2 separate regions of the Homo sapiens genome follow, and region 2 is linked to region 1. The links are chromatin loops, found by intact Hi-C in ENCODE. Cell type or tissue: heart right ventricle. All regions are shown on one strand.

The links. A loop is a pair of places that touch in the nucleus more often than their neighbours do. Peaks named below come from ENCODE experiments on the same cell type or tissue, not always from the same donor. Only the 100,000 strongest peaks of a DNase experiment are listed, where the experiment ranks them.
Region 2: a loop joins it to region 1, with 2.4 times the contacts of the local background. A loop is called at or near these places in 39 of 110 quality-filtered maps.

Annotation. Positions count from the first base shown.
Region 1 is chr10:70,677,803-70,682,802 of GRCh38, reverse strand. The region is part of intron 2 of ADAMTS14 (ADAM metallopeptidase with thrombospondin type 1 motif 14); the gene reads right to left. Among named protein-coding and RNA genes, the nearest start is that of ADAMTS14, 7.8 kb to the right of the region's middle. RefSeq lists an enhancer at 1-194. In heart right ventricle, no CTCF peak of the experiment used is centred here; a DNase peak (open chromatin) is centred at 3,060.
Region 2 is chr10:70,557,195-70,562,194 of GRCh38, reverse strand. The region is part of intron 18 of PALD1 (phosphatase domain containing paladin 1); the gene reads right to left. Among named protein-coding and RNA genes, the nearest start is that of PRF1, 43 kb to the left of the region's middle. RefSeq lists enhancers at 1,129-2,072, 2,073-3,016. In heart right ventricle, a CTCF peak has its summit at 2,693 (motif pointing left); DNase peaks (open chromatin) are centred at 974 and 2,664; H3K4me3 peaks cover 506 bases; H3K27ac peaks cover 2,479 bases.

The sequences.
Region 1 (5,000 bases):
CTGAGGGGGTCCAAGGCCAACACGGGCTCTGTGTGCCCCACTGAAAACCCAGAGACCCCTCTGGGAGTGGCAGCCAGAAAAATGGGGTGCTCTTGACTTCTTTCCTGCCACCATCCCCTCAGACCTGGTAGACTCAACCAACCAGTAATCCACACCATGTAATAGCAACAGCTGAGTGTACTGGGGACTGCACTAAACCCTTTACACACATGACAACTGTATGAAGTGATTACTATTATGATCCCCACTTTCCAGATGAGAAAACCGAACCACACAGAGGTGAGCTAACTGCTCAGGGTCATGGCATGTAACAGGCAGAGCTGGGATTTCAGCCCAGGCGGGCTGGTTCCAGGGTCACACTCACCCCCCAGCACATGCTGCTGAGCTCACAAGCAACCCAAGGCCTCCAGCTAACAGCCTTGCTGGGTTTGGTTCATACAATGGCTTAAGAATTACCTAAAAATCCATATTTCCCATTTCTCCTACAATACTCAAACCTCTTATAATACCAGAGTGACACTGGAGTGGGCAAGTCCTCTCCCTTTTGCCATAATCCCACCCCCTATGACTACCCGGTCCTCTTCTCTTTCTTCTGTTACCTGCTTACTCCTGGTGCATCTGAAATTTCCACCTCCTGCCCCTCCAACCCAGGGGCCCAGACTTATGCTCAATGCTCCAGGAAATGCACACATTTAAGACAGTCTCTGATTTCTAGGAACTGGTAGTTGAAATGGGACATACATCAAGTGAGGGGACAGGGAAGGTGTGAACAGCACAGCCAAGGGAAGGGGCTGAAAAGTGAGGCGAGAGCAGGCCAGCCTGGACAGGGCAGGGGCGGGGACAGCCATCTGTGAGCTGGAGCCCATAAGGCTAGAGAGGCAGGTCAGCAAGGCAGCAAGGTCTGCACCAATGTGGGGCCACACACAGGGCTCTGGTGCCCCCTGCCCCTCCCAGGGTCTCTAGGCACACATGTGTGAGGGCAGGAGGCCTGCAGGTCAAGATGTAAGGGGACAAGCCAGCTGGGTGTCTGGGAGGGGGTAGGTCACAGTGAGACTCCAAGCCTCCACACTCCACACCTCCAAAGCAGGGTGGAATGTGGAGCCGACCCGCAGCTTCCCAGGGCGCCCACAGGACGCCTACTCACTCATCCAGCCAGTCAAGAGCAGCCCCCGGGGCAAGGACAGGTGTTTGGCACAGGAGACCAAAAAGCCACAGACAAGTCTGCTGTGCACCAGCATCGAGCTGGAAGGATGAGTGTCTTTCTCAAACACTAATGTGACTCCTGTTTACAAACCTCCATGGCTCCCCATGATGCCAGGGGTAAGGCCAAGCTCCATGGTGAGGTTGACATTTTCCAATTACATTTTCACCATTCTCCCTCTCCCACGGAGAGCTGAAATGACCTGCCATTTCCTGAATCTTGCAGAGACACAGGATTTCCTTCCCTACAGAATGACTACAATTCTCACTCCGTGGCTTTGAAAACCCCTACTGATCCTTTAAAACCCAGCCCAAATGTCCCCTACCCTGGAAGCCTTCCCTGAGCACCCCTCCTTCTCAGTACTCACCTCCAAGCCACCCCTGGCATGCATTATGCTTCCCTGTATTCCCACAAATCACTGAAGCTTAGTATGGTCTGTGTTGCTTTTTACTGTCTACTGTGCAGTTCAGCCTCCCCTTTAAACCGTGGGCTTCTGGAATACAGGGGCAGAGGGCTGAGCTTCATCCCTGCATCCCCAGGACTTGGCCAAGGGCCAGTCAGATAATGCCAATGATCTATATATCATTGCAATAAAGGGACTCTGATGATATTTGTAATATTTATCATTATTAATAATCACTGTTAAAAAGTAATCACGATTGGCTGGGTGCGGTGCCTGTAATCCCAGCACTTTGGGAGGCAGAGGCAGGTGGATCAGCTGAGGCTGAGGTCAGGATTTTGAGACCAGTGTGGCCAACATGGTGAAACTCTGACTCTACTAAAAATACAAAAATCAGCTGGGCATGGTGGTGCACGCCTGTAGTCCCAGATGCTCAGGAGGCTGAGACAGGAGAATCACTTGAACCCAGGAGGCGGAGGTTGCAGACTTTTATCCATTTTTAAGGCCCTGCCATAAACCATGCCCTACACTTTGCCTTATCTCATTTAATCCTCTGAACAACCCCATAGACAACTGTTCCTCTGCCCTTCCTACAGATGAGGAATCTAAGCATAGGGAGATGAAGACACTCGCTCAAGGTCCCACAGCTGATCTGTGCTGGAGTGAGCACATCCTGCTCTTTCCCCCAAACTAGACTATTTCCTTGGAATTACGAACACCACCTTTCGTGGGGCCCTTCCATAGGCCAGGTGCTTTTAGTAACAGGTTTATTTTATTTTTTTTATTTATTTATTTTTTGAGACAGTTTCGCTCTTGTTGCCTAGGCTGGAGTGCAGTGGTGCAATCTTGGCTCACTGCAACCTCCACCTCCCGGGTTCAAGCGATGCGATTCTCCTGCCTCAACCTCCTGAGTAGCTGGGATTACAGGCATCCCCACCATGACCGGCTAATTTTGTATTTTTAGTGGAGGCGGGGTTTCTCCATGTTGGCCAGGCTGGTCTCAAACTCCCCACCTCAGGTGATCCACCTGCCTCAGCCTCCCAAAGTGCTGGGATTACAGGCATGAGCCACCGCGCCCAGCCAGTAACAGGTTTATTGAGATATAACATACCATATAATTCACCCACTTAAAGTGCATATTGTAATTGTTTTTAGTATATTCTCAGAATTGTGTAACCACTGCCACAATTTTAAAATATTTTCAGCCTCCCATAAAGAAGGCCCTTACCCTGAAGTTCTCAACTCCCCCCGCCCCACCCCACACTGTAGTCCCATTTTAAAGACAACAGGGAGGTGCCGAAGGAGCTTCTGTGACTTGTTCAGTGGTGAGCAGCTGGGCTGGGATGCAGCCTCCCCTGCCCCTCCCAAAGCCGTCTGCCAGGGTCTACTCAGTATAACCCATCAAAAATGCAAGATCTGCAGAGAGTGGAAAACAGAACCAGATGGTGACAAATCTTACACGTGTGGCTGCTTCCGCGCCAGGCCCTGACTCACAGAGGCACTGAAGGCAAAGGGGGAAACACGGTGCAGCCAAGCTCCCGTCACCCCGTCGCAGGGCATCAGGCCCCAGGGCCTGGGGAGGCAGAGATGGCCGTAGGAGAAGCAACCCTTCAGGAGGCTGGTGGCCTGGATTCTAGATGGGCACAGTGAGCATGCAGCCCCACTGAGAAGCAGGGACCCCACTCTGCCGACCCCAACCTTGCACGCCACAACTTCTCCAGGATCCGCAAAGAACTGATCCCCACCCCATGTTCCTCCCAGGTGCAGAGTGTTAGTGGCTCTGAAGAGTGGCCCGTCAGGTCACTGGACACATTCCCAGTCTGGGACTCTCAGGTCTAACAGCATCCCAGGCTAGCTGCCCACAACCCCAGAGGAAGCACTTTGCAGGCAGGACCAGGCCCCGCCCCCACATCCCTTATTTCCTGCCCCTGGACATCCTCAAGACTGGCTGGGTCAGTCATTCTTTCTGCTGGTCAGGGGCCTGGCACTATCTTTCATGTTTATAATGTCTGAACAGTCTTGAGCAATTGCTACCTCCTCCAGGGAACCTTCCTAGATGCCCTAACCAAACTAAACAGGTCCTTCTCCTGCTGCCTCTCACTAGATTCTCAAGTTTGCTTTTATGTCTGGGTCCCCACTAGCCTACAAACCCCTCCAGGGCAAGGGCCCTGCTTTTTCATTCCTGGATCTTTCTCTTTCCCCTCCCACAGCTAGGACACCCAGAAGGCCCTCCATAACAGTGGGTGGGAAGTAAGACAAAGTATCCCATACCCCAGTGTTAGGCATGAATTAACCACAATGTAGGAGGGAGCCATCAACTACAGGTTTACAGGGGCCTGGCTCCAAACTCCAACAAGGTCAGCCCCATGCCACAAAGCACCAATGCCAGAGCTGGAAGGGGTCTGAGCTTACACATCCCAGCTTCCTTAATGCACCCAGGAGGCAACTGAGGCCCAGAGAAGGGGCCAGCTTGCTCAGAGTCACGCAGCCATTATCTCTCAACTCCCAGCCCAGCCTCTTCAAGAGAGCAACCTACCCCATCCCTGCCCCACACCCCTTCTTCCATCCTGCCCTTCCTTCAAGGTCAGACCAAGCCCCCCTGCCCCGCGTGTCTTCTAGGGTCCACTCCCCAGCCCCACCTGACATGGTGCTCCTTCCTCTGCCCAACCATCACTAGCCTGCTCAAGCTCTTCCCCCTGCCCAGAAGGCCCTCCCCACCCCCTGACCCCAGCAAACTTCTACTCATCCTTCAAGGCCCAGTTCAAATGTCACCTTCTCTGACATCAAAGAAAACAATCACTCCCATTTACTGAGCACCCATCCCCACTGTGTTCTAGAAAACCAAGTGAATGCTGAAACTACTGGTGGGTTTCCCCCTGCATGGCACCCAAGTTCCTCGAGGACAGGGACCTGACTCTCTGCAAAGCAGGAGTAATAACAATATCTGCATACACACTTCAGAAGATTGAAGGAAGCAAAAGAGCTTTGTAAACTATAAAGTCCTGTACTAATGGAAGCTATCTGTATTATCTTCGTATCTCCGCCTATGACTCAGTTTCCTCATCTGCAAATGGATGGAGTTAATAAAAGCACATACACATATGCATGCTGTGTCTGGGCCACAGGAAGAACCCGTTACTGTTGCTGTCATTATCTGTGTCACTTTCATTTTCTTTATGATCTCCTGTGGACCTTGTCCATGGTCAGCACTCAGTACAAATTTTTTGAAATGAATGACTTTGGCATTTGAGATGTTAGAGAATATGGGATTAAAATCCAGAGACCATGTAAAGATGCAGAGTTCAATCTTATCAGAAATGCTACACCGTGGCCTTTGAGTCCAAAGGTGAGCTCAGCTGGGTCACTGGGACACAGCCCCTTGCTGTCACGGGACACAGG
Region 2 (5,000 bases), 120 kb after region 1:
CCTGGGAGACATGAGTCCCATGAGCTGGGTTCAGGTCCTGGTTCTGCCATTTAAACTCACAGGCCCCAGGTTTATGGAAGTAGGATTTCTCAGCAAAGTGAGGGATGAGAAGGCACGTGTGCACCACAGAAAGCTCACTAATCCGCTCATCCATCCAGCAGGGAGGGACCACTACACCGTGCCCATCACCCAAGCCACATACTGGGGATGCAAAGATGAACTACTCACAGGCCCTGCCCTCCGTGCCTGGAGGGGGATGGAAATAATTTCAAAGCAGCCACAGCAGCTGCAGGCTCAAGGAAGAGGGGACATCTAGGGTGGGTGAGGTCTACAGAGAGGAGGCAGAATGGTGCCTTGAGTGGCGGAGGGCATGAAAGGCAGGAAGGGGGCCCGAGAATGAGGTGAGTCCCCAGGGAACCCCCTCCCAGGGTGGGCAGAGTGGGAGGAGCTCATGGCGGTAGGGGAGGGGTAAAGGTGAGAGGCCAGGCCTGGAGTGGGTATGGAGGCCAAGCCAAGGCCTGGCCCTGCAGACAGAGGCCAGTGAGGGTTTCTGGGGATTTGAGGGCGGGAATGGCCCATGGCTGCCACAGAAGTGCTGGGGCCGCTGGGGGCAGGATTTGCTTAGAGACTGGGGAGTGAACAACAACAACAAAGATTTTACCTAAATATAAACCGCAGCCAATACAACGCAACCCCACCTATCTGCAAGGATGGACGGTCTGCGCCACAATGCAACTGGCCGCTCTCCACCCCACCCCTTAGGCTGCTTCTATCCTTCCCCAAGCTCCATCCGAAAGCCTGGAGCCTATTTCAAAACATTTTCTTAGAAGGAAGAAAAGGAAATCACCCACAGTTCCACCGGGCAAGAGCCATTCTAAACTGCTTTCAATTAAAGAGCTCAGAGGCAATGTGCTATGGGCGTGAAACGCCCTCAGCTCTGGCTCTGTGCCATGGACACGACCGCACCAGCACGATCCTCTCCCACAGCCGTGGGGATGGAGGCTGCCTGTTGCAAGAGACACGGGTAAGGATTAGGTCTGAGAAAGATTCTCTGGGGTAAGAGGTGGAGTGGCTCCTTCTGAGCTCTACTGGCAAAGGTAGAATTATCTCCAAATTCAGACCACTGTGTACAGGTGACGCCTGACCCCCGCCCCCAGAAGGTTCCGAGGGCACATCTTGCTGGATCACAGGTCTGTGATTTGAGACAATTGCCCATCTTCCTATCAAGGCCCTGGTTTCCTTAACACCGTCCCCCATGTTAGCACACTGCCTGGGGAGGACGGGTCAGCCACCTCCTGTTGATAAAAATAGTGGAGCTGTTTATATACGGCCTGCCAGGCTGTCATTAGCTGTGGTGGAGCCGGACAAGGCTTCCTCATCCATTGGACTGAGCCCTAAAATAGAAGAGGGCCAGGAGAGGTGGCCGGGGCACTGGGTACTTCGGGCATCTCAAGCCTCCGGCCTGGCTGGCATCGAGGCAGCCCAGCAGTGCCAGCAGGGGCTCTCATGAAGCTCTGCTCTTTGCCGGGCCACCAGGGAGAGGCCCACTGAGGCAGGGCTGGGGAGCCTCCCCAGGCTACCACACAAGCAGAACACGTGCGTCAGGGTCTACTGAGTGCCACCTGCGGGCCGAGCGCGTCACATCCTGACCTGAGGATTAGACCCTAACACATTCTCCTAGCAACCCAGTGAAGGAGGCGGGACTGTCCCATTTTGCAGATGAGGTTCAGCAAGGTTGTTTTTGGTTTGTTTGTTTATTTGTTTGTTTAGCACATGCTTAGTTAACCCTTCAAAGAGTAGGCATCCTGCCCAAACTCAGAGTTCTGAGCTGGGAGATGAGCCCCAAGACCCCAGCTCTTCCTACCACCCTCCCCCACTTGGCCACAGTCAAGCCCACCACTCCCTGCTCACTCTTGTCTCTGTACCTTCACCCATGCTGTTCCTCCTGCCTGGTCGGGTTCCCTCCAGGCCTATGACAAGCCCCCACTCTCCCAAAGTGCAAGCCTGCTCCGGGCCTTCCAGCCCAACAGCCCTGCCCTTCTTAGCCTCCTCTGCCCTCAGGCTGAACCTTTCAATTAAACATTGCACTAAATTCCATCTTAACAGATTCTAATTGCTTCATCAAGGCAGGGGCTGTCTCAAAACAACCATAAACCCAGGGGCGGGCACCAGCCAATAACCAGGTTTACACCTCCCCCTTCTCCCCACCGCCCTGGGGGTCTGCAGAGAACTTGGTATGTGGCAGGCGCTCAGTGAGCACTCCTCCCCAGGCCCTCTTGTCCTGGCTCACAGCTTCTAGTATCATCTTGAATCCAGATCCTAGACAGACTCTGAGGATTGCAGACTGGACATGCCAGCAGCTCAAGTGCTCCGCATGGATAAGGGTCAGGCAGCCCAAACCCACAAAGCATGTCCCAGTGAACCTCCTGAGCACACCCCAAACCTGCTGCGTCCATAAGCCTGCCCATCTCAGTGGCAACTCCAACCTCCCAGGTACACAGGCCAGAACCCGGGACTCCTCCTTCACTTCGCCCTTCTCAACCCCACGGCCAGTCAGTCAGGAAACCTCACTGGCTCCACTTCGAAACACCTCCAGAGGCTGACCGCCTCTCACCACCCTGGTCCCAGACACCCTTGACTCAGCGACAGCCCCTGGCTGGCCCCCTGCCACCTCTCCCGCCCCCTGCTGTCTATTCTCAACACAGCACCTAAATGACTGTACAAACAGTAAGCGTCTGCCCAAAACCCTGTGATTTCTTCCTTTGCACTCAGAGTAGAAGCCAAAGTCCCAGCAATCCCAGAAAAGGCCCCACAGTCTGCCTCCTGTCCCCATAACCTCTACCCTCCTCTCCTGCCCTCCAGTTCCCTAGCTCTGCTCCTCAAACACACAGCTCCCACCTCGGGGACTGCACGCAAGCCACACCCTCTGTCTGAACCATTCTTCCCCCGGATGCCAGCACAGCTCCTCCTTCAGGTCTGTTCAACACCACCTTCTCATGGAGTCCCTGCCTAACCACCCCTCACTGCAAGCCCTCATACCGCCCCGTCGGCACCTCATAACTGTGGAGTCCTAATTAGGGAAAGGGGTAAGGCTGGCGGGACCAGGAGAAAGCAAAGAGAGAAAGCAGATAAGCTCCAAGTCTGCCTTTCTTCATGGTCCAGGGACACGGCCCTCCTACGCAAATGACACAATCTTCCAGTGCCCAGCTATCACCAGACCCTCGGCTGATAGAAAAATGCAACTTAGCTCACTGCAACCTCGGCATTATCAGTACTGCACAAAGCCCTCTTCAGCAAACAGCACAAGCACTGTCCTAAAAAATCCCCAGCCAGCCTCTGTCTCCTTGCAACCAGCACTTCTCTTGCTAACTTGCCCACTGCACCCTTGCAATGTATTTTCATACTTTCTCTAAAAATCTGCCTTTCTTTACCTTTTACATACTTTCTCTTAAAACGTGCCTTTCTGTACCTTCTTTAGTAAGAAGAATTTTAGCAAATTCTTACAAGAATTTGCTAAAATTCTTCTTACTCCCCGTGTAATACCAGCCTCAGATAGTTGCAACATGTGACACTTAGAGGCTCCGCTTCTCCCAACGGATACCCCGCTGTCCAACAGACCACGGCCCTGATGTGTGTGCTGCCTGCCGCAGATCTCCGTCACTAGAGTGCAGACTCCATGAGGACGGGAGCTTTTGCCCTTTGTATGGCATCTCCAGCACCTAGCGCAGTGCACTTAGTAGGTGTGTAATAACCGTTTGTCAAATCAATGAATGACAAACATGTGCACCTTGCATTTTCATTCATTCCAGCTTCACAGGACACCTCGGTTGCCTGTGCCAACCCCTTTGCCTTCCAGAAAGGGAGGCTGAGGTCAAAGAGGTGAAATGACCTGCCATGGTCACATGGAGAGTAGGCAACAGAGCCCAAGCAGGAACCCAGGCCTCCTGTCCACCGAGGAGGCCACATGCTTGAAGACCTGGACTCAGCTGAGGCTCAGGAGAAGACAGCCCCAGAGGAGAAATAAGAAGAGCCAGCAACCCAGGCAACAGAGCAAGATCCTGTCTCTACCAAAACAACAACAAAAAAGAGGCAGGTGTGGTGGCACATGCCTGTAGCCCCAGTCATTCAGGCCTGGGGGCTGAGGTGGGAGGATGACTTGAGCCCAAGAGGCAGAGGTTACAGTCAGTGAACCATGACTGCGCCACTGCACTGCAGCCTGGGTGACAGAGCAAGACTCTGTCTCTAAAAAAAAAAAAAAAAAAAAGGAAGAGCCAACAAGGCCAGGTTCAGGGTCTTCATCAAGCCAAGCCAGACAGCAACACTCCCCACCCTGCCACCCCCTGCCATTACTGAAGACTCCTTAGTATCCCCTCGCTCACCCACTCAACAGAAAGAAACCTGGCCTGGTGACCTCTGCCTCCAGCTGAGGTGGGGAGGCAAGTGACAGTCCCCAAAGATGGCCAGTGGCTGAAGGGCAGGTTCCAGGGCTGGCAGCCCACCCTCTTCCCACGTGCAGCACCAGCCGCTGCGTGTGGTGGGTCCCCACCGAGTCCCTGCAAACTGCATCCTCAGGCCAGCCCAGCGGTGGGGCCCCAGTACAGGACGCTTTTCTGTACCTAACCCCTGGAAGGACAAAATTGCCCTCAATCCCTACCAGTAACCCATTTTCCAAAGGTGACATCATATTTTGTTAAGTAATTTCAAAGTGTGAAGGGACTTGACCTGGTGCCGTGGGCCACTCTGCATGCTGTGAGTTCAACAGACGCTGTTCAGCAGCACCTCTAGGCCAGGCACAGAGATTCAATGCTGAGAGGACACAGTCTCGTTCCTCAAGAGGCCCACTGTGTCCGCATGTAGCCCATAGAGCCTGCCTGGCAGCCCAGCCACCCTGCACACCCCACACCCCATCCCACCTGCCATGGGCCCCAGACTGGTCCTCACCACCATCCCTCAAAGCACACAGAGCAAGGGTAACAACTCCAGGTGACAGATGGAAAAAC